Linked DNA regions of Homo sapiens: region 1 is linked to region 2. A link is a loop called in an ENCODE intact Hi-C map of the cell type or tissue named here. Cell type or tissue: breast epithelium. All regions are shown on one strand. Links, peaks and the distances in the headings refer to the core of each region. The heading gives the core; the rest is flanking DNA. Region 1 overlaps RBMS3 (RNA binding motif single stranded interacting protein 3). Region 2 overlaps RBMS3 (RNA binding motif single stranded interacting protein 3).

What was found. A loop is a pair of places that touch in the nucleus more often than their neighbours do. Peaks named below come from ENCODE experiments on the same cell type or tissue, not always from the same donor. Only the 100,000 strongest peaks of a DNase experiment are listed, where the experiment ranks them.
Region 1: it touches region 2 in a loop (12-fold over the local background); 1 of 110 quality-filtered maps calls a loop at or near these places.

Annotation. Positions count from the first base shown.
Region 1 is chr3:29,493,506-29,510,641 of GRCh38, reverse strand. All of the region lies in intron 3 of RBMS3 (RNA binding motif single stranded interacting protein 3), which reads right to left. Among named protein-coding and RNA genes, the nearest start is that of RBMS3-AS2, 140 kb to the left of the region's middle. In breast epithelium, for the core only: no CTCF peak of the experiment used is centred there; no DNase peak of the experiment used is centred there; H3K27ac peaks cover 1,456 bases.
Region 2 is chr3:29,582,773-29,599,908 of GRCh38, reverse strand. It overlaps RBMS3 (RNA binding motif single stranded interacting protein 3), which reads right to left. Exons shown (of 15, transcript NM_001003793.3): 4 at 12,704-12,795. Among named protein-coding and RNA genes, the nearest start is that of RBMS3-AS2, 51 kb to the left of the region's middle. In breast epithelium, for the core only: no CTCF peak of the experiment used is centred there; no DNase peak of the experiment used is centred there.

The DNA of each region.
Region 1 (17,136 bases), core at 4,240-12,239, 90 kb after region 2:
CATTTTGGGTTTTGAGTTTTTGGATTTGAGATGCTCAATTAGAATGCAAATATTCCATGATTTGAAAAAAAAATCTGAAATCTGAAATACTTCTGGTCTCAAGCATTTCAGAAAAGGGATACTCAACCTGTATCATATGGTACATTATTTGACATAGGCAATAGAAAAGGGACTTTACCAAGAGCTAACCTAGGCAGGGAACCCTCTATAAAGTAAGTAGAATTTAAGTTTGCCTAATAATCTAAGTCAGGTTTAGAATGGAAGAAGAATAATGAGCTGGAGTATGAGCTGAGTAAAGACTGAATGGTGGTATAAGTATAGCGCGTTGGGAGAGTAAAGTGACTGGTCTTCTTGGTGTCAAAGATACATATTAGAACAAGGTGAAAATCACTATGGGTTGATCTATGATATCAGTGCTCTTTAAATCTATACTGAGAAATTCAGACTTGATAAAGAATGAAATAACAAGTCACATACAGGTTTGAAGCAGCCAAATGTTGTGATTAAAGCATTGTTTAAAGAAGCAGTGTATCTGCAAAAGTATGGAGTCCACAGGTACTTAATAAGAAATTGTGCTTATTCCATCTCTGTGATAAATGGCTGCAATTTTATCCCAGTTTCTAATCACAGCCAAAATCACATGCATGATCATTTTTTTGTGCTATAACCATGAATTGAGAATCTGAGATGTGGTTAAGCCATTCATCATTTTATTCTTTTAGACATGCATTGGACAACTACTTCACGTGCAAAGCATGTGCTAAGCATGAGTGAACAAGAAATGAATACGATACAGTCCTTTGTTGTTGTTCTGAATAGGTGTACAATTCTCACTCTTGATAAGCCCATAGTTTAAGTGAAACATGAATAAAGAAAAATCACTGATTATACACAGCTTGCTAAATTCTGGGTATACTTTTGGGAGAACAGACTTGTATTAAGGGATATAGAGGAAGGATACCAAAGGCAGCTTGGGCTAGCGTGGAAGGCACAGGGAAAGCTTTGAGGAATTTATCAGCTGAGTCTCGCAAGTCAAGGAAGAGCACACAGGCAGCATAAAAGAGGGATGACATGTGAGACATTAAATACCCAGGCTTTAAAACAAAGCAGACCTGAATTTATATCCCAAATCTGCTATTTCATGTTATGGCAACTTAGGCAAGTTCCTTGTCTCTTTCACCTAGAAAATGAAGACAATAATTATATCAATTTGAAAAAACTGCTATCATATATGTAAAACTCTTAGAATAATTTATGTACATAGAAAATGCTCACTATATATTAGTCATTATTAGTAAATGTGGGGTGCTTGTTACGTTACAGGCAAAGAGAACAGGCACCAAAGTATTTTTCCATGTGGCATGTAAATAATTAGGTATGGTTGGTTGGATATGTGGTAAGAGATAAGAATTGACCAGAGCCATCACTATGGCCACATAGGTTGCTCATTGTATAATTCTAGAGATGCTATTCACATGGAGTAGAATGTGAATACTCCCTACACTCAAGAGTTATATTTTGCAATCTACCCACCTGACAAAAGGCTAATATCTAGAATCTACAAAGAACTTAAACAAACTTACAAAAAAAAAAACCAACCCCATCAAAAGTGGGCAAAGGATATGAACAGACACTTCTTAAAAGAAGACATTTATGCAGCCAACAAACACATGAAGAAAAGCTCATCATCACTGGTCATTAGAGAAATGCAAATCAAAACCACCATGAGATACCATCTCGCGCCAGTTAGAATGGCGATCATTAAAAAGTCAGGAAACAACAGATGCTGGAGAGGATGTGGAGAAATAGGAACGGTTTTACACTGTTGGTGGGAGTGTAAATTAGTTCAACAATTGTGGAAGACAGTGTGGTGATTTCTCAAGGATCTAGAACCAGAAATACCATTTGACCCAGTAATCCCGTAACTGGGTATATACCGAAAGGATTAAAAATCATTCTACTATAAAAAAAAAGCGCACGTATGTTTACTGCAGCACTATTCACAGTAGCAAAGACTTGAAACCAGCCCAAATGCCCATCAATGATAGACTGGATAAAGAAAATTTGGCATATATACACCATGGAATACTAAGCAGCCACAAAAGGAATGAGTTCATGTCCTTTGCAGGGACATGGATGAAGCTGGAAACCATTATTCTCAGCAAACTAACACAAGAACAGAAAACCAAACACTGCATGTCCTCACTCATAAGTGGGAGCTGAACAATGAGAACGCATGGACACAGGGAGGGGAATATCACACACTGGGGCCTGTTGGCAAGTGGAGGGATAGGGGAGGTATAGCATTAGGAGAAATACCTAATGTAGATGATGGGTTCGTGGGTGCAGCAAACCACCATGGCACATGTATACCTATGTAACAAACCTGTGCATTCTGCACATGTACCCCAGAACTTAAAGTATAATAATTAAAAAAGAAGGAGATATGGGGAAAAAATAGATTATATTATACAAATGTACACTATTTCTGGTGTTAGAGAGGAGAGAACAAGCCAGATGACGAGAGGCCTTATATTATGATTAGTAGTTAGAAGTTTCTCTTTCTTGACATCTCATTCCAAATAACAGAGATTCAAAATTTCACATATATAATTGAATTTTAATGACAATATGAATCTTCATATTTTCTCATTATTGAAAAAATGAGTTTTTCTTGCATCTCAGTATTGCTAAATTGTGCTAATACTACTTTAGTCATTATTGTTGTTTTCTATTATAGATAGGAGAATTTTTTAAACATATAATGAACATTGAAAAATCAATACCTCACCACACAAGAACCCTTGTAATCACTTCTATACAATTCCTTTAGACCTTTGCCTTCTAAATGCATTATGTTTAGAGAATTGTGGTCAGATCATGGATACAATTATATAATTTTATTTTTTTGCTACCTTTTCAAGGGTTAATTCAGAAATATTTATTAGCTCATATTATGTGCTAGGTCTTGTTTTTGCACATATGGAAAAATATGCTCTCCCCATCAAAGAAGTCACAGTGCAGAGGAGAGAGACATGTCAACTGATAATTACACATATCAAGTAAAAACATTGTCAGAAGCCATCATACTTCACATTTTGACCTAGTTATTAGCAGAGCATACATAGATTTGTCTTTTTTTTTCGCAATTAATATCATACTATAGCTAGGTTTCCATGCTGCCTCAGAGTCTTAACAATTTTTCCTTTACATAATTATAAAATACTCTATAGTTTTAACCAGAGTTTAGCCATTTCTATTTGTGCATATTAGGTTATTTCCAAGTTTTCAGGAATACAAAGCAAAGGTTGCATTCATGTGTATAATTTTTCTATTCCTAAAACATTATTTCTGTAGAAAAAAATTACATAATCTAGTGTATGTACCTAAAGAGTATGGAAAGTTTATTGACTCTTGAAATGAGGTCATAAAAGAACCTCATTTTTTTTTAAATACAGCTGATAGTAAAGAGATATCCTAATGTTAAACTTCAAGGAATCAGAAAAAGAAAGAGAAATTAAGGCCAAAGTTAGCAGAATAAAAAAAAACAAAGATCAGAGCAGAAATAAGTGAAGCAGAACTAGAAAAACAATAGAAAAGGTCAACAAAACCAAGAGTTTTTTTTTTTTAAACAAACAAAATTGACAAACCTTTAGCTAGACCAACAAAGAACAAAAAGAAAGAAGACTCAAATAATATCAGAAATGAAAGAGGAGATATTATAGCTGATACCAAAAATACAAAGGATCATAGGAGACTTCTATGAACAATTATATACCAACAAATTGGATAACTTAGAAAAAATGGATACATTCTTAGACACATAAAACTAAAACATAAAAACCAAGACTAAACCATGAAGTAATGGAAAATCTGAACAGACCAATAACAAGGAGATTGAAACAGTAATAACATTTTTCCCATGAAAGAAAAGTCCGGGACCTGATGATTTCACTGTTAACAAACATTTAAAGAAGAACCGATACTAATACTTTTCAAACAAGACTTCCAAAAAATTGCAGCAGAGGGAATACTTTTAAATACATTTTATAGGGCCAGCATTTTCCTGTCATCAAAGCCTGACAAGAACACTGCAAGAGAAGAATATTACAGGCGAATATCCCTGATGAACATAGATGTAAATAACCTCAACAAAATACTAGCAAGTCAAATTTAACATCACATTAAAAGAAGCATTCACCATGATCAAGTGCAATTTATTCCAGTGATGTAAAGGTGGTTCAACATACATAAATCTATAAATATGATAAATCACCTTAACAGAATGAAGGACAAAAACCATATGATAATCTCAATAGTTGCAGAAAAATTATTTTACAAAATCCAATCCCCTTTCATGATAAAAAATCTCAACAAATTAGGTATAGAAGGAATGTATCTCAATACCTGAAAGGACATATATGATGGACCATAGCTAATATCTCATTCAATGAGGGAAAGTTGAAATTTTTCTTTTCTGAGATTAGGAACAAGACAAGGATTCCCACTCTTACCACTTCTATTGAACATATTACTGGACGTCCCCTAGCGAGAACAATTAAGCAAGAAAAAGAAATAAAGGGCATTCAAAATGGAAAGGAAGAAGTTAAATTATCCTTGTTTGTAAGTAACATGATTTTATCTATAATGTAGCCTAAAAAATTCCACCAAAAAACTATTGGAACTAATAAACAAATTCAGTAAAATTGCTGGATAAAAAATCAACATACAATATAGTAATATATGTTAAGTACACTTAACAATGAATAGCCAAAAATGCAATTTTTAAAATCCCATTTACCATCACTACAAAAATATCAAATACTTAAAATTAAATTTAACCAAGGAGATGAAAGGCCTGTACATTAAAAAAAGATCCAAAATTGATAAAAGAAATTGAAGAATACACAAATAAATGGAAACATGTCTCACGTTCATTGATTAGAAGAATACTATTAAGATGCCCATACTACCCAAAGCAATCTACAGATTAAATGTGATTGATATAAAAATTCCAATAACATTTTTCACAGAAATAAAAAAAAGTCCTAAAATTCATATGGAACCACAGTATTCCTCAAACAGCCAAAGCTATCTTGAGTAAAAACAAACAAACAAACAACAAAAAAAAAAAACAAAATTGAAGGCATCACACTACATGACTTCAAAATACACTACAAAGCTACAATAATAAACAGAGTATGGTACTGGCATAAAAACTATTACATAGATCAGTGGAACAGAATAGAGATCCCAGAAACAAATCCATGTGATTACAGTCAATTGAGTTTTGACAAAGGTACTGAGAATACACAAGAGCAAAAGGACAGTCTATTCAATAAATATTGTTGGGACAGCTAGATGTCCACAAGCAGAAGAATGAAATTAGACCTTTATTTCATACTACATACAAAAATCAACTCAAAAGGGATTAAAAATGTAAATATAAGACCTGAAACTATAAAACTACTAGAAGAAAACACAGCCGAAAAGCTCTGTGACATTGGTCTGGTCACTTATTTATTGGACATGACACTAAAAGCACAGGAAACAAAAGTGAAAATGGATGAATGGGACTACATCAAACTGAAAAACACAGCCAAGGAAACAATCAACATGGTGAAGACATAACATATGTCTGATACGGGAGGAAGTATTTGCAAACCATAGATCTAATAAGGGGTTAACATATATCAATTCAATATCCTAATTTTAAAAATAGGCAAAGGACCTGAATAGATATTTCTCAAAAGAAGACATACAAAGAGCCGACAGGTATATGAAAACATGCTCACCATGACTAGTCATCAGAGAAACACAAATTAAATCCACAATGAGCTATCAACTCACACCTGTTAGAATGGCTATTAGGAAAAAGATGAAAGATAAATGTTGATGAGGATGTGGAGAAAAGGGAATCCTTGCACATTCTTGGTGGGAATGTAAATTAGTATAGCCATTAGAGAAAACAGTATAGAGGTTTCTCAAAAAATTAAAAATAGAACTACCATATCATCCAGCAATCCCACTACTGGGTACACATCTGAAGGGAATAGAATCAGTATGCCAAAGAGATATCTGCACTTGCTTGTTCATAGTAGTAATTATTCACAATAGCCAAGAAATGGAATCTACCTTCAGAACCTTTTTTAATTTTTAATTTTCCAATTAAAATTTTATAAATAAATAAATCAGACAGAAAAAAAGGCAAGAGGCCTGCTCACTGCCTCTTAAATTATTTTTATGGTTGCCTTCTCATAGACCAATCATCACAAATTTCCACTTTATTTGGGTTCATGTTTTGTGGCCCCCTAAAACTCATAAGGTCCTGTGCACTTTAAATGAGCTGCTGCTCCCTGGACCAAGACAGAGCCAAGTCTTCATGACGTACAAATTACCCAAGAGGTCATTTTTTTCCCCTACTAACTGGCACGGCTCAGACATATGTGTGACCTGGGCAAAACATCAGTCCCAGATCCTGGCTAGTGAGAGGGAAGAATTTCCTCTCTAAACTTAGAGACCAAGTTTGTATTTCTGGAGTGGATCTAAAGGTCATAGCCTCTCTGTGTTTCCACATGTGTGCAGTTAGCTAATGTGGGCTGGGAATTCTGAACACAATCATCTACAAACTGTTTAGAGAACAAAGCCCAAACAAGGCCGCACAGAGCTTCAGGTAATGCTTTAACTCGAGTTAAATCCAGATGAGAAAGCCTTTACATTTTTTCCCCATAGCTTCTCCCCAAAATTCAAAAATTCTGGCAATGTCAAAACTAACTGTGGTTTCCATGGAGGAACAGGGATGCCATGCCACATAGGATGTTATTTTTTCCACTGCAGAGGTACTTTATAGGCACCTATTGCAAACGATCTTCAGCTTCAAAGAAGCAGGAAAAAATACATCTGTGGTCTACCTGAGAATTACTTGATTTTGGTTACAAATATGAAATGACTGCCTTGCTGTTATGCTGCTTCCTATAAAAATCCTATCAGCAAAATTAACACAGACAATGGTGTTGGAGAAGTAAAACAATCCTCCTTACAGTTCCCAAAGCAGGATCCAGTTATATTAGGATTGGTGCCTGGAAGTAGAATGTCAGGCCAGAGAAAGACCACTCAGGAACTAGGCAAGAAAGAAATGTAGTTAGAATCTAAACACTGTAAAAATTCAGACTCAAACTTGGACAGGGGAATCTAGAGTGAGTACGAGGAAATAAAGCATGTGCTTGAATATAGCTGTTGAAAAAAACTGAGCACAGATGCTTAACATTTCCGTAAAGGACAGAAGGGAATGAATGACAAGGTAAATCTCGGTAAGAATTAGAGGCTGGAGGGCAACTTGAGACAATAGGAAACTACGTGGATGGGGGAAGAACTTTCTGAGAAAAACCAGATTTCAAAAGAAATAATTGGCCTTAGCAGGCGTTTGGATGTTTTGCTGCAAGAATTGGTGCCTGGATGAATTCAAAACATAAAAGTCTTTGGATTAAACTTTATCATACCTTTAGAATTCAAATAGAAAATGTTTGTTTATCTCTGGATTCATCCATCAAGAAGATAATGACCCCCAAACATTCTCCACAACTACACGCAAGCTATTTGAAGAAAAGAAAAGAGACTGGGTAAGTAATTGGGATAGAGTGGCCTCCTCAGAGGTCTTAACCTTATCCCCACTGAGCAAATATGGGAGGCAAGCCAAACAGAACTTAAATAAGATGAAAGAGAGCATTTGCTCTGAAACGACCACATAGGCCCTTTAAAGAAGCACATGGCTCATTCTGAGTCCTGAGAGTAAGAGAAAGTATCAGCTGCACCTTGTCTTTCTACCACAATAATTCTGAGGCTATTTTCCCACTTAAAATTTATTTAACTGCAGCTCACTTTAAAGTTAACCTAGATAGAAAGCTAGACATTTGCCAACATAAGTGCAAAATTGAAGTTAGCAGAAAACCATTCTCAAAATATAAAAAAGGAAAATGATTTTAAATGGAACAAAATGATCAAAATATTTTCAAAAGGAACATGTGCTTTCATAGTGCCAGCTCCATGTTTTTATATCTATATTCAGTGACAAACAGAACTAGAACCCCTAATCGATACTGTTTATAGTGGGATGGAAGTGGGAGAATAAGAACTACTACATGTTTCTATCAAATTGTCTGCCTTTATGCGAACTCAAAACATTGTGCTTGTGTCTAATTGTCATTAAAAACATCCAGGATCATTTACTTCTAGTCTTACTTATTGGGATTATTTTATGGGAGAAAGAGTGAAACAGTGGAGAGACCTATGCTTTGGGAGTTAGACAGACTTAGGTTTGGATGACCATTTGATGTTTGACACATTTCACAGCATCTCCTGGTTTGTTTCCTCATGAGTAAAATGCGAATAATAATAATTTTGTTAGTTACTTGATGTCCATTCAACAATGGTATAGGCTATTGAAAGTTGAAGATGCACATGTCTTCAATGGCCAAGCAGGTATACAAATGAGTGAAGCGGGCTGGTTTTAAGAAAATAAAGGATAGTTTAGGTCCCGCTAAAAGGCATTCTAATTTAAATACTTTTAACAGTATTGTAGCCAAACAAAATTCCTTCCCTAGACAAATTTGCCCTTCTGATGAATTACAGGAATGTTCTAAGAGACTTCTAGACTCAGTATGCTCATGGGGCTGAGCTGCAGAGTATGTTAGTATAAATATATCTCTGACACCATAACTACCGCGAACCATTTTTCTGAGGACTACACAGCTCTTCGTTTACTCATTTTCTGCTCACTGTTAAGTAGGGCGTCTCTCCTGGGCAAGCAAGCCAAAGACACCATTCATGATCCCTCCCCTTAGGATTGACTTTCCCCTCTTTTTTGAGTATTTTTATGTTTATGTTTTGAGTTTGGGTATTGGTTCTTTAGTCTGTTTTATTTGGTCCACTGATTGGTTGGTTGATAGGCTGATGGGAGATAGGTTGAAGAGTTTACCTTCCATATTTAAGTAAACTCAGACAGGAAACAAAAGATAGAGATGTTGGTAAATGCTAATGCAGATAGGGCTGACCCTTGATGCAACAAATGGCTGCGGTTAACAGAAGCACCGTAAGTCTTCCTCCTAAAACGGATAAATTAACCTCGGGCTTGCAACAGCGTCGGATGTTTTCACAAATTTACGTGTGATACTGGCTTTCTATTGTCTACAGAAGATCACTTGTAAACTGGAACCATCTTATCTGGAAAGATATATTTTATATGAATTTTTTAAAATGTCTGCAACAGTAAACAGAGACAAAGGGTTGGCTCTAAACTAGTAACTTTTGAAAGACGCACAGAGTGGAAATATAGACTGACCTGGACACCATAAAGGAATGTACTTAGTTGTACTAATAGTCCATATTAATAAGACATAATATGTGGCAAATACAAAGTGGACGTGTTAAACTTTCATGGAGATTTTAAACATATACACATGATATCAATGCTTGAACAAGCTTTTATTAGATAATTGTATATGCAGTGTTAACTTGTTCTTACTTATCTTAAATTACTTCTCACAACAGCAGACAACCACAAAGAACCTGACAACTCCCTAAGGCAGAACAACTTCCCCAGGACTTTTCGGTTTATGTAACATAGCAGATGCTTAATTACAAAGAACTATGGGGATTTCATTTCAAGATTCCTTTTTACATTTTATTAAACTAAAATATAAACTTTTAGGTAAATCTTTATATAACAATTTTTAAACTCTCTTTGAATAAAAATACCTCATAAATGTTTTGTCCCTGTGATACACACACACACACACACACACACAGATGTACTGACATACACATGTAATTATATACAGTCATGCATCACTTAACAATGGGAATACATTCTGAGAAATGTGTCCTTAGGTGATTTCATTATTGTGCAAACACCACAGTTTACTTACACAAATGTAGATGGTATAGCCTACTATACACCTAGGCTGTATGGTATAGCATATTACTCCTAGGCTACAAACCTGTACCGCATATTGCAATACTGAATACTGTAGGCAATGGTAACACAATCATAAGTATTTGTATATCTAAACATAGAAAAGGTACAGTAAAAACATGGTATAATCCTATGGGACAACTGTCATATATGAGTTTTGTCGATGACCAAAACATCATTATGTAATACATGACTATATATGTAGAATAAATATGTAAATATATGTATATATAATAAAATTATATATATATATTTATATTTCACTTGGAGTTATTCTTATTTGGTTCAAAACAATAGCCAGAAATTGAGATAGACTGAGAAAATTTCTATTTTCTATACGGGAATCTTTGACTTGTTAAGTTGTCCTCTTGTCATATTCTCAATTTTATCATCTGCTTCCCTATAAAAAGAAATAGTATTACCAATAATTTCCTTATATCTTAGATGTGAAATTAGGAATTTTCTCACTTTGAACCCCTCGTCATTCAAAAGAATGTATGGGAAGATTGAGAAAATTTTATGCCACAGTGTCTTAATACTATTTTTTTTAATGAGCCTACAAATTCTACCTTATGTAATTCTTCTTTTTTACAAAAAAAAAAAAAGAAAATCCTTCTCATTGATTAAAAGCTACAGTTTTTGGTTTATCTATTGCAGCATGTGTCCCAAAGACATAAATTCCAATGTGCTTTATATTTCCCGTGGAATTTCACCACATGATTTCATTCAGTATATCTCAAATATGGTTATTTTTCACACTACCCTTAAGCCCAAGGCCCAGTGTGTTTTTTGACAGTTGCTTCCCTAAAATCGTTTGTTTCAGCTGCTGCTGTTTGAATTGTGGACGAGATCTGAGAATATGAACAGCTGTGATATCTGCAGCTTAAGCTTCCTATTGTTTATCGAAAGAAATTGTGTTTTTAAAAGTGGCATAGAAAAAGTGTTCCAAATATGCTTTATGATACAGGTTTCTGCTAATTCAGGGCTGGTGTCCGCTGAATGACCAATAGGTCTATCTGTATGCCTAGCAGTGAAAATAAACTGCCCTTTTCTTAAGAGAAGTAGAAATTAAATGAAAACTTTGTAATTTTCTCTTATTCCACAACTCAAGGAGAAAATTATACCTGTTTCTAAAATGATCATATTAAAGTACTTATATTGCCAATATTTTATAGATAAGCAGGCATCTGAGCTCACTTATAGTCCTTTGAAGAAGCATATCAAGTGGTACATTCACCTTTCAAACTCTATTTAGGTTTTTGTAGCTTGTTTTGTTTTGTTTTGTTTTTCAGCTATGTACATGAGTTTTTCTCTTTCATACCCCAGAGTTCTCTTTTCTTTACTAAAGGGAAGGAAAAAGAATAGCTATTTAGAATCAATATGATTAACTAATAATAAGAACAATGGCTAGCACCAAAGCAAATGATGATTGACCATGCCTTAAATGTTAGATGCTTTTACCATAGTTTAAAAAACTAAGGAGTCAAGAATCTTTAGGCATTTTTTTCCTTTAAACTTGTAAAACAATATTACAGAGTGAATAGCATAACAAAGGAGTGAACAAAGAAAATTTTTTTCCCAGAACCTATACAACTCAACTAGAATGAATTCCATCACCTGTCACTGCGATGGAATTTGCTTTATCTCAAACACACCAGGTTTATAGGCCCTAAAAAATCTTGAAGCTATCATATAGCCAACACCAAAAGGTATCTTTCATACCTTTAAGACATCCTTTAAGTACTTATACTTTTTGCTATTAACGAAGCTAATCTCAATAAACACAAGTCAATTCATAAAACACACATTTCTTACAGTTAAAATGTACTCAGAATGGCATTAAATTATGTAAGTTACATACAAGCTCTAAACAAGTTGGTTCCTAGAAGGTATCCAAGTCCAAGGCCATAGAAACATTTGCCTGATGTATGTGCCCGGCATATAACAAACATGGTTCCATGTAGTTCTGAAAATACCTTTGTATTGCAGGTGTAGATAACCTCACTTGACAGTTGAAAAACAGATGTTCAGAGATGTTATGTGCCTTGTCCAAGGAAACTAAGATCATAACTTAGAGAATTTCTTGGTATAGACTTCAATTAGAAAATTTTTGAAGAACTGTGTCTTTTTTATATTTAAAAGGTTATTTACATAGTATTACAAGTTTACATAAATTTTAGTGAACTGAATACACACATATATCATATTTGTGCATTATACATTATTATATTTTGTATATCATTTTAAATATACATTAGTATATACAATTTGCCATGTATTAATAAAATCATTAATGAACAAAAATAGCTTTAAACCATTAAAAAGAATAACTCCACATTAACAAAATAAGTACTCTGAATTAAGAATGAATACTTTTGGCCGGCCTCAGTGGTTCACGCCTGTAATCCCAGCACTTTGGGAGGCCGAGGCAGGTGGATCACCTGAGGTCAGGAGTTCGAGACCAGCCAGGTTAACATGGTGAAACCCTGTCTCTACTAAAAATACAAAAATGAGCTGGGCATGGTGGTGCATGACTGTAATCCCAGCTACTTGGGAGGCTGAGGCAGGAGAATCGTTTGAACCCGGGAGGCGGAGGTTGCGGTGAACTGAGATCGCACCACTGCACTCCAGCCTGGGCAACAGAGCAAGACTCTGTCTCCCAAAAAAAAAAAAAAAAAAAAAAAAAAAAAAAAAAAAATGAATACTTTTAGAGAATAACTCTGAGAAACATATGCATCTGTATGTCTTTGGTACTCTTCCTGTCTGTACAGGCCTATGGAACACATACCTGGCCAAGCTTGTGCTTTCCATTGATATAACATCAAAGGGTCTCAGAGACAGAGGTAAAGCACTGGGATCTAAGTGACTACTCAGAACTGTCCTGCATCCTCAATACTTCGGCAATAATCCTAACTACCTGGGTCCCAGGGAGTTTATAATCTAGAGGAAGGACACAAACTAATCATAAAAGCATGAGAGATGAGAGATGGGGTATCCTTAGATCTTTGCACACAGATGGTGCCCAAAGGAAGTGGTTTTGTAAAGGTGTTTAGATAGGATGAGTAGAGTCTTGGAGGACTTTTTGAGAAGGTGACTTTTGGAAGCAATAATTTACATAGACTACTAGAGGTAGGAAGAGAGAGCATTTTATGTTTATCGACATGAGTCAAATTCTTAAAATAGGGAAGTGAAAGACAGGAGCAAGGAAGCAAACAGAATACCTGGACGACAGTTTCTGTTTAGTCAGATAACATGGATTAGTAAAAGTAACATTCGGTTTACGGGTGAAAGTAATGTAACTCTATCATTTTATTTTTAAGCTGTTTTATATTCCTCAACAATTATTTTAAAAATGTTTTCCCAGGCTAGGCGCAGTGGCTCATGCCTGTAATCCCAGCAATTTGGGAGGTTGAGGCGGGCGGATCATGATGTCAGGACATCAACACCATCCTGGCTAATACAGTGAAACCCCGTCTCTACTAAAAATACAAAAAATTAGCCAGGCATGGTAGAATGCGCCTGTAGTCCCAGCTACCTGAGAGGCTAAGGCAGGAGAATCACTTGAACCCGGGAGGCGGAGGTTGCAGTGAGCCGAGACTCTAGCCTGGGTGACAGAGTGAGACTCTGTCTCAAAAAACAAGAAAAAAAAAAAAGTTTTCCCAATAAAATCATTTCTGCACGTTCTGCATGTACAAAAGCATTAGGGAAGTAGGTTACAATACTAAAGGCTATTGAACACAAGTTGATGCTTAAAACAGCAATGCTGATGTTATATTTCATGTTAGTGGATAATTTTACTTTTGTCTAATATGTATATTAAGTGATTACAAGCAAATGCTGAGTAAATATATAGCTATAAAACCTGCTGAAAAACGTGTAGCTGTATGACTTCCAAAACATAAATACCTATTTTGTTTTACATTTATATCAAGGACTTCTCAAAGTTAACACTAAATAATCATAACATAATTAATATCCTGATATTGGAAATAATAAGTTTGGAAAGCTAATTTTTGGCAGAAGTATTGCCTTTAGTTGTAGTTGTCTGGTTGGGTTGTAGACAACAAATAAAGACCATTTACCATCAAAGTGGATATTCTTTCCGAACTTGGCTGTAAGACAAGAAAAATTGGTATTTTCTTAAAAGAGTCACAGGATAAAAATTCTACGTAAAATGTACCTACAGGACAATTCTGAGTAAACTTGATGCACTAATGAAGGTTCCAAAGTTCCTGCATATGCTAACCTTTTCTGAAATGAAAACAAAAGCCAATATCAAAATCAAATAAAGCAAACCTTCAAGTTTATATATTGATGACCTATGACTGGTGGTAAACTTAATACTAGAGTAGATTAGAGTAAAATTCACAAAAAAAGGCTAGGGAAATATTACACACTTCATATTCCAAAGAGAAATATAATTTAAAATATAACTTTTTTTTGTCTTTTCTTTTTTTCTTTTTTTTTTTTTTTTTTGATGTGGGCGGGGTATACCTAATCCCATTATATGAAAATTGAATAAATGTGTTTTTCAAGCCATTTTGCTTCTCATGAGCTTCTTGCTCAATAGACTGTGAGCCCACCTGGTGGAGGTGATTATTCTTCTCAAAATGTAATTCCTCACACTCATAAATTTCACAGAACATTTATTTTAGTTTCCACTGCTTTCAAGAAATAAAGGTACTAGAAAAGAGGCTTTCCATGGTGTTGGTTTCTTCCTTTACTTGCTTGATTTCCATGTGGACCAGCCCTGGAAATGTCTGTTATCCGCCAGAGTTAAATAGTTCCACTTAAACATTTCACCACAAATGCATGTCAGTGTCACTTGTTAAAACTAATCCATAGGTAAAGGATACCTCATGTCCTGTAATTACTCTACCTAAACATATAACAAAATATAATATCCTGCCCTCCTTCCAGATTCAGGGGGTTCAACACAGAAATCTGTATTTCTGACCGGGCGCAGTGGCTCACACCTGTAATCCCAGCATTTTGGGAGGCCGAGGCAAGTGGATCACTTGAGGTCAGGAGTTCAACCAGCCTGGCCCACATGGTGAAACCTTGTCTCTAATAAAAATACAAAAAAAAATTAATGGGGCATGGTGGCGCGCACCTGTAATCCCAGCTACTCGGGAGGCTGAGGCAGGAGAATAATTGCTGGAGGTGGAGGTTACAGTGAGCCAAGATCGCACCACTGCACTCCAGCCTGGGTGACAGAAGAAGACTATGTCTCAAAAAAAAAAAAAAAAAAAAAGAAAGAAATATGTATTTCCCTCACATGTATAAATATTCCATCAGTGCATAAACAAGAAAAGTAAAATAAAATTGATGAATTCCAAAGTCATCCAAGTGTATGGCCTAATATTTATTCACCTAGAAATACTTTCAAAATGTATAACATGATTGTGAGTTTAGAACTGCTAAATGGATTCAGTCCAGTAACAAAGTCACACCACTCTCTGAGACAATCTAGATGGGCTCTAAATCCTCTCTATAAAATAAGTGTCATATGCAGAATTATTTCTCTTATAGAAGAAATAACAATTTATGATTTTATTTAATAATGAATGAATGAATGAATATCCTTCATGGATGATTTCAGAACTTTTGGATACTTGTCTCCAATTTTGATTTTAAGGGCTCAATGTTATGTCAAAGGTAACATAAGCTCCATAAATATAATTTAACCAGCCTGTGACAACAAAGGCAAAAGAGAGTATTTCAAACCCTCAGAAGTGAGCTGGTATGTTTGGCACACTCTATCTACTCTTATATCCTATGGTTAATAGGCATGGAAACTTTCTACGGAATATCCATTACTCATTCCCTCTACTCTAAACATATAGCCTGTCGGAAATATGATGGTGGTAAGGCTGGTGGGTGCAGGGAGAAAAGGGAAACCAACCTTCAAAAGCAGGAAGGCATAGACAAGTGAATTCTTTTAAGATTTACACCTTGTTTCCAATAGCTTTCATTTAATTTTCCCTGACTTTTTAATTTAGCAAATACACTGATCCAGAAGGAAAACACATGGGGGAAAACAAAAGCCAAACAAGCAAAAAATGCAGTGCAAATCTCTGTGTCTTGTACAATAGCTCTTATTTAGTCCTTGTGTTTGAATATCTGAATGAGAACTGTGGTCTGTTTTTCATTACTCCCCATCTGGAGCTGTTACTCGCTTTGTTCAGCAATTTCTGGTCATTTTGGCTTGATGGTGACTGCTTTGTTGTATGTTGTCATATTATACGGAATGAAAGCTGATGCAGCCACCACCCAAGAAAGAATAATCTTGAAAACGAGAGGTTATGTTGAAAGTTCCTGATAACCCCTTCCGGAATAAAAAAGTGAGTAAGCTTACCTAGGCCTGACTACTGTCCCTAACTTACAGGGTGTGGGTGGGATTCAGGAGAGCATAAAAGCTTTTCTTTTAAATGCTAAAATAGGATTCAATTCTGTTGGTTTAATGCATTAGGTTAATTTTTATACCTTTTCTTTTTATCTCTAAGGAGACAAGTTCATGGACTTTCTCATACCTTGGTAAAGACTAACTTACACACAATATGCTGTACGTGTAACAGCTAATGAAGAATTGAATTACTATCATGTCTTTAAAAATAAAAATAAACAAATCCTTCAGTTCATAATGTTTAGATTTAATTGTATAGCCTTTGCCTGGAGATAAAGTTGCAAAGGATTCAAAACCAAGTGTCACAGAGAAGACCAAATCCAATTTGTGTCCTCTAATGACGACAGTCTTGATGCTCTTAATGATTTTGTTTGAAAAAGGCACCTCACACATCCTGTAATTTCTTTCCTAAATAAAGCAATGGTCAAGAAGTACTCAATCTCTGCCTATTATTTTAAAAAGCAAAACATGTTATTCTCTCCTAATTCTTCACTATTTTCATCTGGAATTATTTTACAAAAACGAAGAACCATACAGTCATGAGTTACTCAGGTTCCATAGAAAGAACAATCAAAATATAAACATAATTAAAACCAGCTTAATTTTTCCAAGAGCTGTATTTTTTTCTTGCCCAAAAAAACAGAACAGATTTGGAGAAATGTTAAGATAATAATAATAATAATATATCACCCATAAGCCCACCATGTTAAAACAAACATTTTTGTCTTGCTTGATATTGCCAGTATTTTATACAAAAGTA
Region 2 (17,136 bases), core at 3,719-11,718:
TATATTTCCTGATTTGGGTGAATACTTTATGGATTAAGATCAGTTTTTGCACTTCAAATGGAGAGTCTTTCTGTGCTTCACGCAGAAGTCTGAGTATACAATTCTGTGATCATATCTTCCATAATCAGCAATCATTATTCTATCCTTTTCTGAGTTTTAACCCTATATTGAATATATACGAAGAGCTAGGTTTTGTTCCTTTTTAGTTAACCAAGCCTCCCTGCTACATGAATGTTTGTACATTTTTATTTTTAAATTTAGTTACGTTTCTAATAAGCCTACACACCTGTGGACGTGTGTCTTTTCATGTTGATTGGAATGTGGTCAGTCCTTTCAATCTCCATGAAAGGATATGTCATCTCTGGAAAGATGTCTTTAGTTTATGTATCTGCTTATTGCTTCTGTTTCAGCTATTCTTATTTCTTCTTCTGGATGATGTACTCACTGTTATGTTAGACCGCCACTCACTTTTTTTTCTATTTTCTTTTTTTAGATTTATCTTTTTTTTTTAAAGTTTATGTGGGTGCATAGTAGGATTATATATTTACAGAGAACATGAGATACTGTGATACAGGCATGCAGTGTGAAATAAGCACATCATGGAGAATGGGGTATCCATCCCCTCAAGCATTTACGCTTCAAGTTACAAACAATCTAATTATATTCTTTATTTTAAAATGTATAATAAAGTTATTATTGGCTACAGATACCCTATTATGTTATCAAATAGTAGCTTTACCAAAAAAAAAAAAAATCTCCACTCTCTGCCCACCATGCTTGCCATGTTTTCTCTCATTCTTTTGATAATTTGACCTTTATTTTCCTGCATACTGGGAAAGCTTCTTTAATCAGTTCTTTAAGACATTAATTTGATTTTCTGTGGTGTCAATTCTGCCCCGACTATCACCAATATGGAATTTAGTTCTGTTACTGCACAATTTTTATTCTTTCTAATACTTCACTTCACTTAGTTCTCTTTGCTCCTTAGCTTAATGTTTCTTCATTTTGCCCTACTGAATTTGCACTGAAGCTGGCTTCCTCCTTGTAGGTTTTTGTTCCTTTTAAAAAAAAATCTAAGTTTATAAAAAATACAGTTAAGCATTAGGTATTATAGGAGAAATGTTTTTAAAATACACATTCTCAGATTGTGCTCTTAGAGACTCTGATCTGATGGCTCTTAGACGGAGGTGGGGAGACAGAAGAAGAGAAAAATAAAAAAGATGATGAAGGCACCTCCTCAAATGAATCATACTCAGCAGGAATGAATGCAATATCAGATGCCTATATTTGACAATATGATATGGTTGATATGTATTTGTTTGTGTGTTTGTGTGTAATCTTATCTTCTAGAAGTTAAGTAAGGGAGAGAGAATAAGAAAAACAGGACTTTTGTATAAAATAATTAAGTATAGACTAAAGAGATATTAAGAATCTCAATTTTGCTCTAAGATTGTCTCAGTAATTATAAAATCCTTGAGTCTTTCTGGAAATCCGTTGCCTATTAACCTTGGTCTTTCAAGGGTAGTTGTTGATCATTCTTTACTGTATTTTTGCATATTTCATGGGGAAATTGGGAGTGGCTTCCTCGGGAATATATAAAGCCAGAAGCTGGGTACACAGTTTTAATGATGTTACATTAGCAAATCAATATTTTCTGGGAATTTAAAACACAGACTTCTGTGTGCTGCATTCTGGTATCCAATAAACTTAACTTTGTTTGATATTGTGTCTTTATAAGGTAGTGACATTTCTTACATTAATGTCTAACTATGGATATTTCCGAAACCAGATATCTAACAATACACTGGTAAGTGTTCGTCCACAAGTAATATGTCATTCTTCTCATGGAGTGTGATTTATATTTTTTAACGGTGATGATTTCAGTAATGTCTATCATCTTACAAGAAATTTACCTTTGAATCAGAAAAGAGTAAAATTCATTTTGTGCTGGTCTCATCAAGCAACTTTGTTCAGTTACCTTAAATATGAACACCAGGGAAGACAGTTTATCTTTGATATGTGAATATAATTTCCAAATGGATCCTTAGGCTAAAAGTAATTCATGAGTATGAAAAAATGAGCTCTTAATATTGCGTCATTTAAAACTTTATTTCCTTTATAGAAAGGTATGATATTGCTAATGTCCTTTCACAGAAAAGTGAAAAAAAAATCCATTTCAATAGGGAAAAAAAGTCTGGTTTTGTTTTGAATTTTACCATTTTCTAAAGTTGAATATTCTCTTAAGTTTGGAATACTTCTTAGATATGAAGAAGGAGTTAATGTGCTTACAGATGTTGGAATGTCAACTCCCACTGATTTAGCCAGCAGACTCTAAGTTTCACGGTGTGGTTAAGTCATTCAAATAGCAGTTAAAAAGTGTGTCCTGGACACGGTGGGAAAAGAGGATTAAACTGAGTATGCTGCCTTCTTTTTCACAACACTCACATTTCTGTTTTGTTTTTGTGTGTCCACTGTATGCATTTGTGAACAGCTCTCACAAGTGTCCAAGTGATACACATCATAGTGTAATAAATATAGCATGCACACAAAACCAGAGATCACAGAGGCCTATCATTCAAGTTTGTTTATTACTTATCTTTAGGTTTCACTTTCAATAAAAGTCAGATGTGCTGAGGAACTATCAAACATGTTTTAGTTATTGTGTTATTCCATGGAAAAATTATAGCTACCTGTGATAATTAAACATCTTTAAAAAAACATGTATTTTGGGAATGTATATGTGTGCATACACATGTAAATATATGCAAGTGTATACCCAATTTCTTTAAGACTTCTAAAATATAAGAGTTATTGGTCTTCATTTCCAAATTCTTGTCATCTATTTTCTGAAGAAACAAAGATGTCCATCTTGTCCCATTCCACCAGTCAATAGTTAGAAGGATTAAATTGAACCATTGTTTGTGAGCTCAGGAATTAGGTTCTGAATAATTCATTAGGATAGTGAATTAAAGGACTATTTCTGTGCAAAATTCAGTTTGAGGTCACAAAAATTTATCAGAATTGAAAACCATTAAAATATAACCAGTACTGATTATTCATTTGTTCATTCCCATATTCATTAATTCCACAAAGATTCATGAAGCCCCACTATGTATATCAGGGACTCTAATAGATTCTGCAGTTCACTGATTTAATAATTTTATCCAGTCTGTTATTCCGTTTCAGAAATTCAAAAGCCAAGCTCCGCTGAAGAGACTAGAAAACAGCATTAACAGACTTATGATCTCCTTGGAAAGAATAAGGCTTTGGAACCAGAAAGGCTTGGGTTCAAGACCACTTGACTATCTTAGTGAATGTGGGACATCTCCTATTTTTTCACCTGTACAATTGGAATAATAATACCTACCTCCAAGGACCCTAGTAAGAATTAAATGAGATAATAATTATAAAAGCACTTAACCTATTCACCAGCATTAAGGCTGATGTTCAAGAAATAATCTCCTTTATTCCCTGCATCCGTTTGTCTGTCTCCTTGCCTTTTTGCAGAATAGATATAGTTAAAGGACTTGAAGAGCATCTCAGAGCACACCAGAAGTAAATTACACAGAAACAGAAGGTGGACCGTGAACCTCGGTAGTCTGTAGTTTTCTCAGTGTTAAAATGTTCAACCATTTAGCATAATTCATATATTATATAATTCCACCATTCCAATTCATCCAATCATTTTTAGAGTACAGTATAAAAATAAAATGCAGAAAGCAATTATAGTTGGTTAAAAGTTGGGGCCAGGAAAGCAGGAAAGCCAATTATAGTTGGTTACATAGTTGGGTCCAGGAAAGCTTCCATTGCTTCTACTTTCTTATGGAAAGATAGTGGTGTAACACTCCTGGTCCTTCTCTTACTTGTCCACTTACATAATACTTCCAAATGGGAGAAATAATAACTCACCGGTCTTGTGAGTTTGAGAGCAAGAGCTCAGCAAGCGTGGCTCATTGCTCTCTCCCTTGTCCTTGGGATCTAACTGCCAATAGAGAGCACATTCACTATTTCCTCCTAGTATCATAAGAAGTAAAGATCTCATCCATGGGTGGGGAGACACATGGTTGTCCGGCACTCCCTGTGACTGAATGGCTAAACCAAATTTTGACATTCGCTATTGAAAGATTCATTTTCCTCACAAACCTAAGTCACATTTTCCTAATGTAACACCAGCAGTCATACAACCAATAGTTTTCTTATTTTGACATACTTCTTTGTCTTTTTCAGTGGGATCAGAATCTACGTGGGACAAAGCAGTACTTTTAGTTAGGCACACCCCATGGACAACAATGGTGTTTAGAGAAAATACCTTTTCCTTTCAACTTTAAGAACAAATTATTAAAGCCATGAATGAAGACTATTCATTATTTGGTTTTCTCAACAGTACATCCAGAAATGAGTAATTGACTCAGATCAGCTTGTGGACACATTCTCTTCAAAGAGGCAGGATGAAAGTTTGAAAGTGTTGATGTTTCTTTTCTTTCTTTCTTTTCTTTTTTTTTTTTTTTTTTAGACTGACTCTTACACTGTCGCCCAGGCTGGAGTGCAATGGTGCGATCTTGGTTCACTGCAACCTCCACCTCCCGGGTTGAAGTGATTCTCCTGCCTCAGCCTCCCGAGTAGCTGGGATTACAGGTCCCCACCACCACGCCCAGCTAATTTTTTTGTATTTTTAGTAGAGACAGGATTTCACTATGTTGGCCAGGCTGGTCTTGAAATCCTGACCTTGTGATCCTCCTGCCTCGGCCTCCCAAAGTGCTGGGATTACAGGCGTGAGCCACTGCACCTGGCCGATATTTCTTATAGGTTGAAAAGAACTTGAATTCCACACATATCCTTCAGTAACTAAGTGCCTAGTCAACTAGTAGGGATCCCAGTTTAAGACACTGAGGCAATTCTTTTGTTGATTTTTGTTTTTGTCCAATGCTAGGAAAGCAGAGAATTTTACTAGTATACATATGCACTGTTTCACTTAAGATGACATAGTAGAGTCCTTGCAAAAGCAGAGGGTAGTACCCACAGGCAGATTATGGAAATCATTCGATATAAGCTAATACAAATATTTAACTTTAGATGAGTCTGCTTCAAAAACTTCAAATAATTAATGAATAGGATTAAGATCAACCCTGACAATTTCAATATTGAGTTTTGAATCCCTGCATTCAGCATTTGGATCAGGAAAAAAACTGAGCCAAATTGACATAGCCAACAAAGCAGATATTCACAAATATTTTATAGACATGTAAAAGACCAGCCAGTAAGTATTTCTTTTACAGAAAATTTTAAAATTTTCAATCATGAGAAAAATAATACTTATATATTTTTAGAGAGATCTGTCTGTTGAAGATGTATCCCACAGGAGCAAATGATACAAATATTCATTTTAGGAAATGAGATAGAGCAAGGTTTACATTACATTGCATCAGTCATTCAAGAGTAATGAACTATGTTAAAAGCAACATCAGAATGATTTTCTTTGGAATCACAGTTATTTAAAGTGCATTCCACAACTGTAGAGGAAGGTGTCTTGTCATATTCTTACACCCACTGGTACAACAATAGAACAACACGATTTGAAGAAGGTAAGTGTTGAAATAAAAATTTACTGATCAATTAGAATTTGACTCACATGAAAAAAAAATTCCAAACAGTGCAATATTAGGATGACTTGAAACCAGACAACTCCCACAAAAAAGGGGGGAAATGATGGTAGTTTATGCAACTCTTCTATTGTTATGAAGATGCAGGATATAGACAATAATAAAACCCAAAGATGCTATCTCACTAAAGAGTCTGGTCTATTTTAAATTACTATAGAAATTTTTCATAACTATTGCTTAAATATAAGTATAGTTTTCTCCTCTCATTTCTTTTAGATACATGTTCAAATGTCACGTGATTAGAAAGGCTTTTCCTGACCATTGTACCTAAAATACTACCATCTCCATATCCTATTTAACCACCATCTCCATCTCCTATTTTGTAACTGTAACTGGTTTTAATTTTCTTCAAACCAATTGTTACAATCTAATAAATTATATCTCTTTGTATAACAGTTACTTTTTGTAATACCCTATGTGAACTTCATGAAACTTTGTTTGGCTCAGTGCTATGTCTGTAGCATGTAGAACAATCCTTGTGGATAGCAGGTGTTCAACATAAATGTGTTGCGAAAGTAGGAGAATGAGAGATTCCTGCTTCAGTTTGAGCCTACAGCCCTTGTCCCCATGGGGGAAAAATGGGATACAAACAAATGATAGCATATAGGGATTTCTGATCCTTTGATCTTATTGCAAAACAAACAAACAAAAAGACATGGACATTATTCTAGGAACATTAGCATCCCCAGATAGCCCTTGTCCATCACTATATAAAGTATTGATTGTTTCCCACCCAGTCTCAGGAAACAACTCTCGAATCGCCTGCTCAAGTTACCCTGGAACAATGCCTCTTTCCTTCCTACATAGGGAGCCCTTGAGAAGCCTCTATGTTTACCAGGAGGCTCCATCCCACTGTAGTGACCAATAAATAGCAAATAGCCTGTTTCTTCTGCTTTACCTAGGAATGATAAAAACAAAAACTACTAATACGATCTTATACTACAGGAGTGTGGCTGACAATGCCTGTCATATACCTGTGCATTCAGAAGAGTAGCTTTGGTAGACAAGCCACATTATGAGGCCAATAGTTGCACTTTGGTAAAATGGTCTAGAATATTCTATTGAATACACCCTTCCTTTTTTTATTATACTTTAAGTTCTAGGGTACATGTGCACAACGTGCAGGTTTGTTACATATGTATACATGTGCCATGTTCGTGTGTTGCACCCATTAACTCGTCATTTACATTAGCTATATATCCTAATGCTTTCCCTCCCCCCTCCCCCCTCCCCCAATCCCATGACAGGCCCCAGTGTGTGATGTTCCCCTTCCTGTGTCCAAGTGTTCTCATTGTTCAATTCCCACCTATGAGTGAGAACATGCGGTGTTTGGTTTTTTGTCCTTGCGATAGTTTGCTGAGAATGATGGTTTCCAGCTTCATCCATGTCCCTACAAAGGACATGAACTCATCCTTTTTTATGGCTGCATAGTATTCCATGGTGTATATGTGCCATATTTTCTTAATCCAGTCTATCATCGATGGACATTTGGGTTGGTTCCAAGTCTTTGCTATTATGAATAGTGCCGCAATAAAGATATGTGTGCATGTGTCTTCATAGCAGCATGATTTATAATCCTTTGGGTATATACCCAGTAATGGGATCACTGGGTCAAATGGTATTTCTATTTCTAGATCCTTGAGGAATCACCACACTGTCTGCCACAATGGTTGAACTAGTTTACAGTCTCACCAACAGTGTAAAAGAGTTCCTATTTCTCCACATCCTCTCCAGCACCTGTTGTTTCCTGACTTTTTAATAATTGCCATTCTAACTGGTGTGAGATGGTATCTCACTGTGGTTTTGATTTGCATTTCTCTGATGGCCAGTGATAATGAGCATTTTTTCATGTGTCTGTTGGCTGCATAAAAGTCTTCTTTTGAGAAGTGTCTGTTCATATCCTTCACCCACTTTTTTTATGAGGTTGTTTGGTTTTTTCTTGTAAATTATACACCCTTCCTTAATTAACTAAAAGTCTTCTACTGGAATATAACTGATATGGCTTCACTGTGGTGATATATTTTGTAAATTCATTGTGTGTGTGTGTGTGTGTATGTGTGTTTGAATTTAAAATATTTTCTTTTGTATATTCCTTGATTTTGACTTTTCATCTTTTTATATGTCAAGTAAAAAATCCACTGGTTTTTTTTATTTTTTTTTCGAAGACAACTACTGTCAAGGTCATTGATTTATAAGTGAAGTCCTTTCCTCTGGTCTCAATCTGGTTTTCTGCCATGGTAGATATAATATTTTTACATTATGCCTTTCAAGCTACTTGACATCCTCTGGGACACTTAGTCTCTTTTGTGATTGCTTAACTGAGATTTACTCTACAAATCCCACTGGAAATGAATCACCTTTGGGAACTGTAATGGCAGTCTGGTAGTACACCTGATGAAGTCTTATCTGAAGGCCCTGAGAGGGAGTGACTTCTTTTCTGCGGACATTTCCTCTAGAATAAGATATACTGTGTTTACTCATATTTGGAATCGACAGAAAGCAAATAAGAAAGATGTCTGTTAAGCCTGAGATTACTCAAGGACTGGCTGGTAATAATTCATGACTGTTTAATATGTAGACCCATTCTAGTGTTTCTAAATATATCCAGGAAAAGCCTCCAAAGCTGTGCAGTTCTCCAGCGAGGCCTCAATGAGGCCACAGAGAATAAGGGGCAAGTAAGATCCCTCTGGATGACAGAATCAGGGGTTATGTGATTGGATAACCAAGGAACTTATTGCACTGACAACTCAAGAATTCTATTTCCACCTAGCAGGATTTGATATGTATTTGAGATCAATAATTTAGGCTTGCTTCCCATTTTCTCCTTTCCTAAATAGTCATTTTCCTTTAAGTGCATGTATCCTGTTGTTTCTATGTCATTCTACATTGCGGGAATTCAGACAGATAACTTCTCTTTTAAAGGTATGACTTGCTGAGCTATGAGGAGGAGCCATGGGCCTGTTGGAGATAACCGAGTCACCAGATGCAATCACAGCTTTGAGGTGGGTTCTTTTTGGGAAAGAATTAATGCATGCCACCTAAAATGTATGTATGCATGTCACCTTTATTGATGTCATGGATGCTGGATAGCCAAGGGGATGGACTATTATTAATTTTCTCTGCTTGCAGAGGCAAAGAAGTCGAAACACTCATCATTTCATACTCTCTTACAAGAAAGCGGGAAATCATATGACTCAGTTTTGGCTTTTGAGTTGTAAGCACAAATTGCTGATTTGAGATTCTGGAAAAACCTTTAAAAGGACAAAATCAGCCATACTGCTCCTTCATCTATTTGCTTTTTTCTCTTTTTCCTGGATTAACTGTGGATACAAGAGCTGGAACTTTAGAAGCCATCTTATAAATGTGTGACATAAAAGCCAGGGATAAAAGATGGCAGAGCTGCCTTGATCCTTGATGGCACCCCAAAGAATTGGCCTCTGCTGTCTATCTATGGCCTTCTTCCTACTGAGTAAAATAAATATCTGCAAGTTAACTTATTGTTAGCAGGGATTTCTTCACTTTTTTTCATGCTTATAGAGACACATATTCCTTGGCCAATAAGTTTTTTCTCTATATCCTGAAGTTGCCAAGAACAGTAACAGCCAAAATTCATAGTCTGGAGCTGTAGCAATTCAGGAGATAGAATAAGTGTTAAACATTCAGAAAAAAAAAGAATTTTTTATTCAATCTTCATTCTCCAATATTCAGTACCCTGCCTAGACAGAGTAGGCAATAAAAAATGTTTGCTGACTGATGCTACTTATTATATATTTTAAAGAAAATAATTTGGAATAACACATTTAAAACATGTATTATGATTTATAGAAGGTTTAGTAGCAAATTTGAATTAAATGTATAACAATATTTATTGAATAACTAACATTTACTAAATTCTTACTATGATCTAGGCTCTATGCTAAATACTTAATGTATTTTTTAAAATTCTCACAGCAGTTCTCTAACCTAAGAGTTATTATTAGAGAAGTTCAGAGATATTTAAGTAACTTAGCCAAGGTCACACAGCCAGGTGGTACCAGAGCCAGGATTCAAGGCCAAGTTTACTTCTCTCCAAATCTATGCTCCTAACCACTATGTATTACTAAAATATTCTGAATCTGATTTCCTAAAAGAAACATGACTTTTGATACCAAAAAAAAATAAATAAACTCCTTTGTGGCAGAACAGTAAGTATACAGAAAAATGTTCATCTCCGTTAATGGTAATTCATTATTAATCAATTACCACTTCCTGGGTAACTTGCTATTGGTTGACAAATCAGTTGGATTTTCCATATGCACACACTGGAATAAGCTAGCTAAATAAGACAATTCACTTGGAGAGTTTTATGTTAGCTGAAGGTTACTATTGGGAAACTAGAGTGTTGGTAATATTTTTATTTTAAAATGCTGGAGTCACTAAATGTGACACCACAACCTGCATAGTAGGATATTGATAAGAACAAGGATGCAAGAGGTGATTCAGTAGATACTTAAATGGCCAAAAATATAGTGCAAGTTTCACACACCCAGCAGACTGCAGGTTTATATGATAATAAATAATAGTTATCACCAGGACAAAGGAGGAAAATGCCATGAAATCCAATAGCTCAGTGAGAAATCTGCTAATACAGTGGTGGTCAAGCTTGTCCTATTTTATTCTCAAAGGGAGCCTATTTATTTTCTTATAGATAGTTAAATTACAGAGTCATTCATTGCTGAAAGTTTTCCAGTAGGCAGATATGAGTCTAAAGCTAAGAGAATAAGAATTAACTTCACAGGCAGCAGAATTAATAAGGTAAAATCTTTGAGCAGACTACAGAAATAAAAGTGACTTTAAACATTCCAATTGGAATCTCATTTTTTGTACAGTGGGCGTGAGCCAATGGCCAAAATGCTGGCTAGGAAAAATAATCGTTTTAGGAGGTCTTTAAAATATTTCCCCAAATCAAATAGCCTTCTGACTAGGTGAGATATCAGTGATTAGAGAGAGAGAATGAAAGAGTCAGAGGGTGCGGGGGAGTGGGTAAGAGAGAGAGAGAAAGAGGGATTCTCAGTGCAGCAGAATGCTGGGAAACTGAGGGAAAATATTCATAATGGTTCCCCAGTAGTTATAAAATCAGTGTCAACTTTCTTTTCCTGTTACACAAGATGGCAGTGGTTTTTATCTAACAACTAACTATACATATTCTGAGGACATTTGAAATGGTGGAGATTATGCATGCTGTTTTCATTACTTCTAAAGTGCTACAATCTGCTAACTTCCAGATTTGGGAGTTTACCAATGGAATAGATCAAGAAATTCCAATAACAACTTTTTCGTTAAGCATTTTTCTATTCATTTTCTTGGAAGTAGGTGTTACTTTCAGTCCAGATTCAAGTTACTTATTTTACATATACCTAACAGCTACATTTCATCATTTGTTTTGTGGGTATAGGAAGTCACTACTTAATGCCATTGACTCTTTGCCAAGTAACCTTTAAACCAAGACATGTATATAATTTCCTTATTAATTAAAAATGCTAACTTCATCAATCTTAGTCCATGAAAAAAATCCAAAGCTTCTAGGCATAATCTTGATGAAGAATACATTACACAGCTGAAAGAATTCAAATTTATTCTGCCTTGAACAACTAGTCATGTGTCATAAAGGACAATGAGTTCACCAAAGTAATCTATATGGGAAGTGACTTGCAACAAAAGGTTAACAGATATGGTCTGTATCAGTTCACTAGAAGACAACTGAAGATGAAGAAACCAAATATCTTACCTCTAGTTATTTGAGGTCAAAATTGGAAAATGTTATCAAATAATGTTAGCAATCTCAACAAAATCTAAATAACTGAAAATCTGACTACCTTATCATTCTATCACTCAACTCTTATGGGAATACTTAAATGTATACACGAGCAGAGCATGAATACATTAGATCAGGATTTCAAGGTCTGTTGGCCATTCCACCTAAAATTTATAGAATCTAGAGATAAATAAGTTCACTATTATCAATCAGAAAGAATATTTAAAGACTTAGGATGCAGGTGAATAAATCCTAAATGGCCATCATTTTAAAGCAGACATCTAATAAGCATCCATGTTATAAACAATTGTTTTGACTTTTTAGCTAGAAATATTTATAGATTTATAAGACATTGCAAAGATAGTACAGAGAGAGCCTATGTACCCTTCATGAGGTTTCTACAAATTTTACATTTTATATGATTATATCAAAACCAGGGAACTGACATTGGCGCAATATGTATATATAGTTCTACGTTACTTTATCAGGTATAGATTCTTGTAACCACCACTGCAATCAGGACACAAAAGGATTGTAAATAATTTAACTTATTTTCTTAGATAATAAAATACATTACAGTTTCAGGTAGAAGGTTCTAGAATACATATTCTATTTAATGATACTTAATTATTGAAAATTATTAATACCTAAAAGTATCTTAGAAAACTCTACATATAAAGGCCAAAGTGAAATTCTAGCAGTACAGACACGGTACACTTCAGTTAAACTCATTTCCCTGCACAGATCAGACAACCCCATCATTCAACAATCAGCTCTCCCCAGCTAAGAGAACACACACTTTTTTTAGCACACAGTTTATCAAAGACAAGTTGCTGATAATTCTACTACTCTAAAACTGTTTACCAGTAGAAGTCCAAGACACATACACACAGACACACCCCATCTTTCTCAAGCAGAACAGAGCACTTCACGAGTGTCCTTAAGTCTCTAATGAGGTTACCATAACAAAAGATACAATAATAAATATAGGCAAAGAAACAATGAAATAAGCCAGACAGATTCTCCTAAGCCAAACCTAATGTGGAGTTTCTTACTTTCCCTAACAAGAAAATATAAACCAAATTGTTGCAAACTCCACGTTTGAGTGAGCTCAGAGCAAAGGAGAAATATTTAATCTCTCCTTCTTCCTTCCTCCTGATCTCTCTCTCTCTCTTTCACACACACACACACACACACACACACACAAAAAAAAAAAAAAAAAAAAAACACCCCTAAACATCAATCTTACCTTAGCCATCTGTGCCTGCACGCCATTTGCCTTGAGAGATGCTACCGCTTTCTGTGCGGCTGCAGGACTGTCAAAATCTACAAAACCATAACCTGTGAAAACACAAAATCCCCTTGTTAATATTCACAAAAAGCTGAATCTCTATCTTCACTGATGAAGTACAAGTTTACAGATAGACTTGCATTCATTTCTTCTGACATATTACCCTGGTTGAACATTAGGCTCTTAGATTAGTGGTCCTTAATGCTTTGGGAGAGATAACATCATAATGTCTCTAGACATAAAATAGTAACTCTTATTTTCTAGCCATTGTTTTGGAGATTGGGTGTAGAATCAGTAACCCAATTTAACCTAATTTGGTGAGTAAGATAATAGACTGTTTAACCGTGTTCTTTCTTCATGGATTATGGCAAAAGTGAGGTACACAAAGTGCTGGAAAATATAGAAAATTCTCTCCCTAAAGTTAATTTTCAAAACCTCAAATATTGATGTTAACAAAAACCATGATAAGAACTCGCAAAAGGTTATCAGCAACTGCAGTAGTGCTTGGCACACAGTAGGCATTCAATAAATACATGTTGACTTCATGAATAAGTAAATATTGTGGATGAGAGGGTTTAAAACCTAGTTCCATTTGATTACTAAGCCCATGCTCTTCCATTATCTTGTCTATCTCAATGATAGCATCTTAAATTATTTTGACTCGTACAGATCTGTGAAAAAGAATGATTAAATACATAAATATTCATGTTTCTTTTAAAAATAAGAAATACTATGTTGCTTATTTGTTTCTAGTGTACAGTCTGAAAAGGGTATATGAGTTTCCTATGCTATTCTGATTGTGTGCTTGTGTGGATGTCTATATATGGTGAAAGCAAAGAAATAGTAAAACGGCATCAATGAAAAGTCCATTTTGTATGTCCTTAAGCTAGCTAATAGTCCAAGGCTTAGCCTAACAGTAATGTTAACTGCCAAGAATATTTTGAAATATAAATGCTCAAGAGTGAGTATAAGGACAGCTTTGTTTGGCATGCTTAACAAGCTCACCATATGTATCCTATACTTCTTCTCATCTGTCAGGCAGGGAATCATCTGTATTCTTATACTTATCTCATTTAGAAGTTTTGAGGTGAGCCACTGAAGCAAACCTACTAACCTACTAAGGAGGTGTACTGTGACACCTCCTCTCACCCCAAAATAACCAAAGAAGAGTGCAAGGGAATCCAATTACGAAGTTGTTTCTTTTAATTAACTTTTTAATTTTTTCCCCTCGAATCTCGTCTTCTTTTTCTCCCTCCCAGCATGTTATCGTAAAATGAACTTGTTACACAGCAGTGTACTGTAAAATGCTCTTGAAAAGCTGGGCAGAGAAGCTGTGAAGTTTGTATTTCTAATCCAAAAGGAAGCCTGTTCTGTAAGTACTGCTAATTCTTCTCTCCCTACAAAATCAAACTAAATGGGTAATGTAAGTATTACTACCCAGTAAGATGAGTAAGATAGAAAAAAAAAGTGGAAGTAATAGTCAAGAAATAGGGTCAAGGGGAGAAGAAAGCAAAACTATAATCTGGATGTCATCTCTCACATGTCGGTTGCTGTGCTAGGTAGTTGACACATTGGCACTTGGTGAAGTCATAATAACATCAGGTACTACTGGCTTCGTGCCATTATACACATGAAGAAACTGAGGTTAGGGTAAGGTGATCCAACTTGACAAGAATCACAAGCCACTCATTGAGCAGATCCAGGATTTGAAGTAAAGTCTGCATGTGTCCTTTCAAATACACCATACCATGAATTGCTTTATATCCCTACGTTGTAAACTATGCTAGTAGCCTCTGAAGCCCATCAGAGAAAGGACTCAATTCTTGAAAATTCCTTAAATGGCATGGAATAAAACAATTCCATATAAGATAATTTAATTGAGCTCATTTAATCGTACATTTGTCAATGGAGCAGTTGATGAGTTAAGATGAGATTGACATGGGAACCACCTTGTACCTTACACGTTGGCCAATCTTCCTCATCCGTTCATCGGCTTATTTATTCATTCAATAATAAAGTTCTATTTCAGGCACTGCACTAAGCAAAGGGTATATAGTGGTGGGAGAAAACCTCAGTTCCCATGCATGCAACTAATAGTTGAGTTGGGAGATGGATAAGAACAAATAACCATACAAATGAATATATAATTACAAAATTGCAGATCTTCCTTGAAAGTAAATGACAGCATATAATATAGATTTTAATTTTTGATTGTTCACTATTGAAAGTTTTAAAGAAGCAGTGGTGTGAAATGATCTGCATTTTTAAATTGAGATTGCAATGTTGCGGGGGAGCTGGGAAGCTAGAATGGGATCAGGAGATGACTTAGGGGCTATTGCAACATTCCAGAGGAAAGGCAGCTGGCAATGAAATAGGGTGAAATGGATGCTTTGAGTTATATTTTGGAGGCAGAATTAACAGGGCTTTGTAAATGGATTGACTGAACTGGAAAGAAGGAAGACATAAAGACATAGACAAGGATTACCACTGGTTTTGTTTGTTTGGTTGGTTTTGTTTTTGCCATAAGCCACTGGGTGAGTGGATATGTAATTTATTGAAATGGGAAGACTCAAGGAAGAACCAGCAGGGGAGAAGGAAAATCTAATTATTGGTCTGAGACATGTTGAGTCAGAAATGCCCGAGACATCTAAATAGAAATGTCAAATCGCAGCTGGATATATTAGTTTGGTGCTCAGAAATGGAGATGAAATTGGAAATATAGGAGGACAACAGCACAAAGATATAGATGTTATTAATAGGAAATAGTCAAAAATGCCCAGAGTAAGTATAAAAGAAATAGGTCCAGGATTAGAACTCAAACAACTTCAGCATTTAGGCATTACATAAGAAGAAAAGACTGCAAAGAAAGCTGGAGAGTCAGAGAGGAAGAAGGAAATGAAAAGGGAATCAGATGTCTCAAATCCAAGGTAAGAAAGTATTCTGAGGAGGGAGAGATCAATTATGTGAAATGCTACTGAGAGTTTGAGCAAGAAGATAGCTTCAAGATGCCCAGTGTCTTTAGAAACATGATGTCACTATCATGATTTGCTTTAGGCAAGTGATGGGGATTGAAGTCTGCTGGAGTAGTTGAAGAGTATGAGCAAGATGAGGAGGAGGATTTACAGGCCTCTTTGCAGTTATCTTGGCTGGGAAGAAGAATTAAGAAACAGATTTAGCTAGCAGGGGATCTAAGGTCAACTGAGTTGTTTCTGTTTGTTTGCTTTAAGATAGGAGATGCTATGGTTGTCTGTGTGTGTGTGTGTGTCTATTTCCCACCTGATTCCAGTGTGAAGCTAGGGTAGGAAACTGCTGAGTATTCATGTAAATTATTCAACAAATCATTATTGACCACTTTCTACAGGACAGATACTGTTCTTGGCATTTTTGAATGTTGAATATTGATAGGAAAGATCAAGCAGAAAATAGATTAAAACTACAGGAGGACAAGTGGATAATTTATAGAATAACATTCCTGAGAGAGTAGAAGGGTGGGCGTATCTAGAAACTTCATGAAAGTGTTGCCCTTCGCCAGACAAGGATCCTCCCCTTCACCCATTGTACCTGGAAGAAAAAAGAGCACTCTCCATTACCAGGTGTTGTTTCATTGTATTACCCCAGGTACTGGGACTGTACCTAACATCTAGCCTATGCTTAATAAATATTTGTGAAAATAAATGGAAAGCACGTTTAAAAAATGTTAACTTACTTCATGGAATTATGATGGGGATTAACTGATAAAAGTGTCTATTAATACTGTTGGGCTATAAAGAACACATAATGCTAAGTGGTCATGGTTCTGTTTCAGCCATGCTGCCACCCAGCAGGCAGCCTCTTATTTTATGGCTCCCACCCTTTAGTCTAGCGTGCCTTCTCTCTGGCTTCTTCTCCTCCTTTCCACCCCCACATGGTACACAGGATATTACAAAATCAAGATGTTGACCTCCAGGACTAAACTTCAATCTGAACGGAGGACATTTCTGTGAGGGTAGGAGACACCCTGAGAGTTCTCTGAATCAGGGATGTTCTGGCTAAACTTTGAAAAAAGCGTACTTATAAAGAGTCATTCTGCCAGCGAGGAGAGAGAGGTTGGCCCTTTTGTACAAAATATCTGTATTGATGGTTCCAAGCCAAGGGGGATAAAGGCTTCATAAATAAAATTAAAAATAGGGGATAAGCTACCAAATCAGAAATATCTCACCAAATTATGTGTTTTTCATATATACACACTTTCACTAGTTACAATAGAAGTTTATGTAAAAATGTCTCAAGTAACCCTGAAAAATACTCCCATTCTAGAAATAAACATTGCATTACTGAGTTTTACATGACAGCAGATACTACATCACAATCAGAAGAAAGCAAAATGAAATAGGAGACTGCCCCTAAAGAAT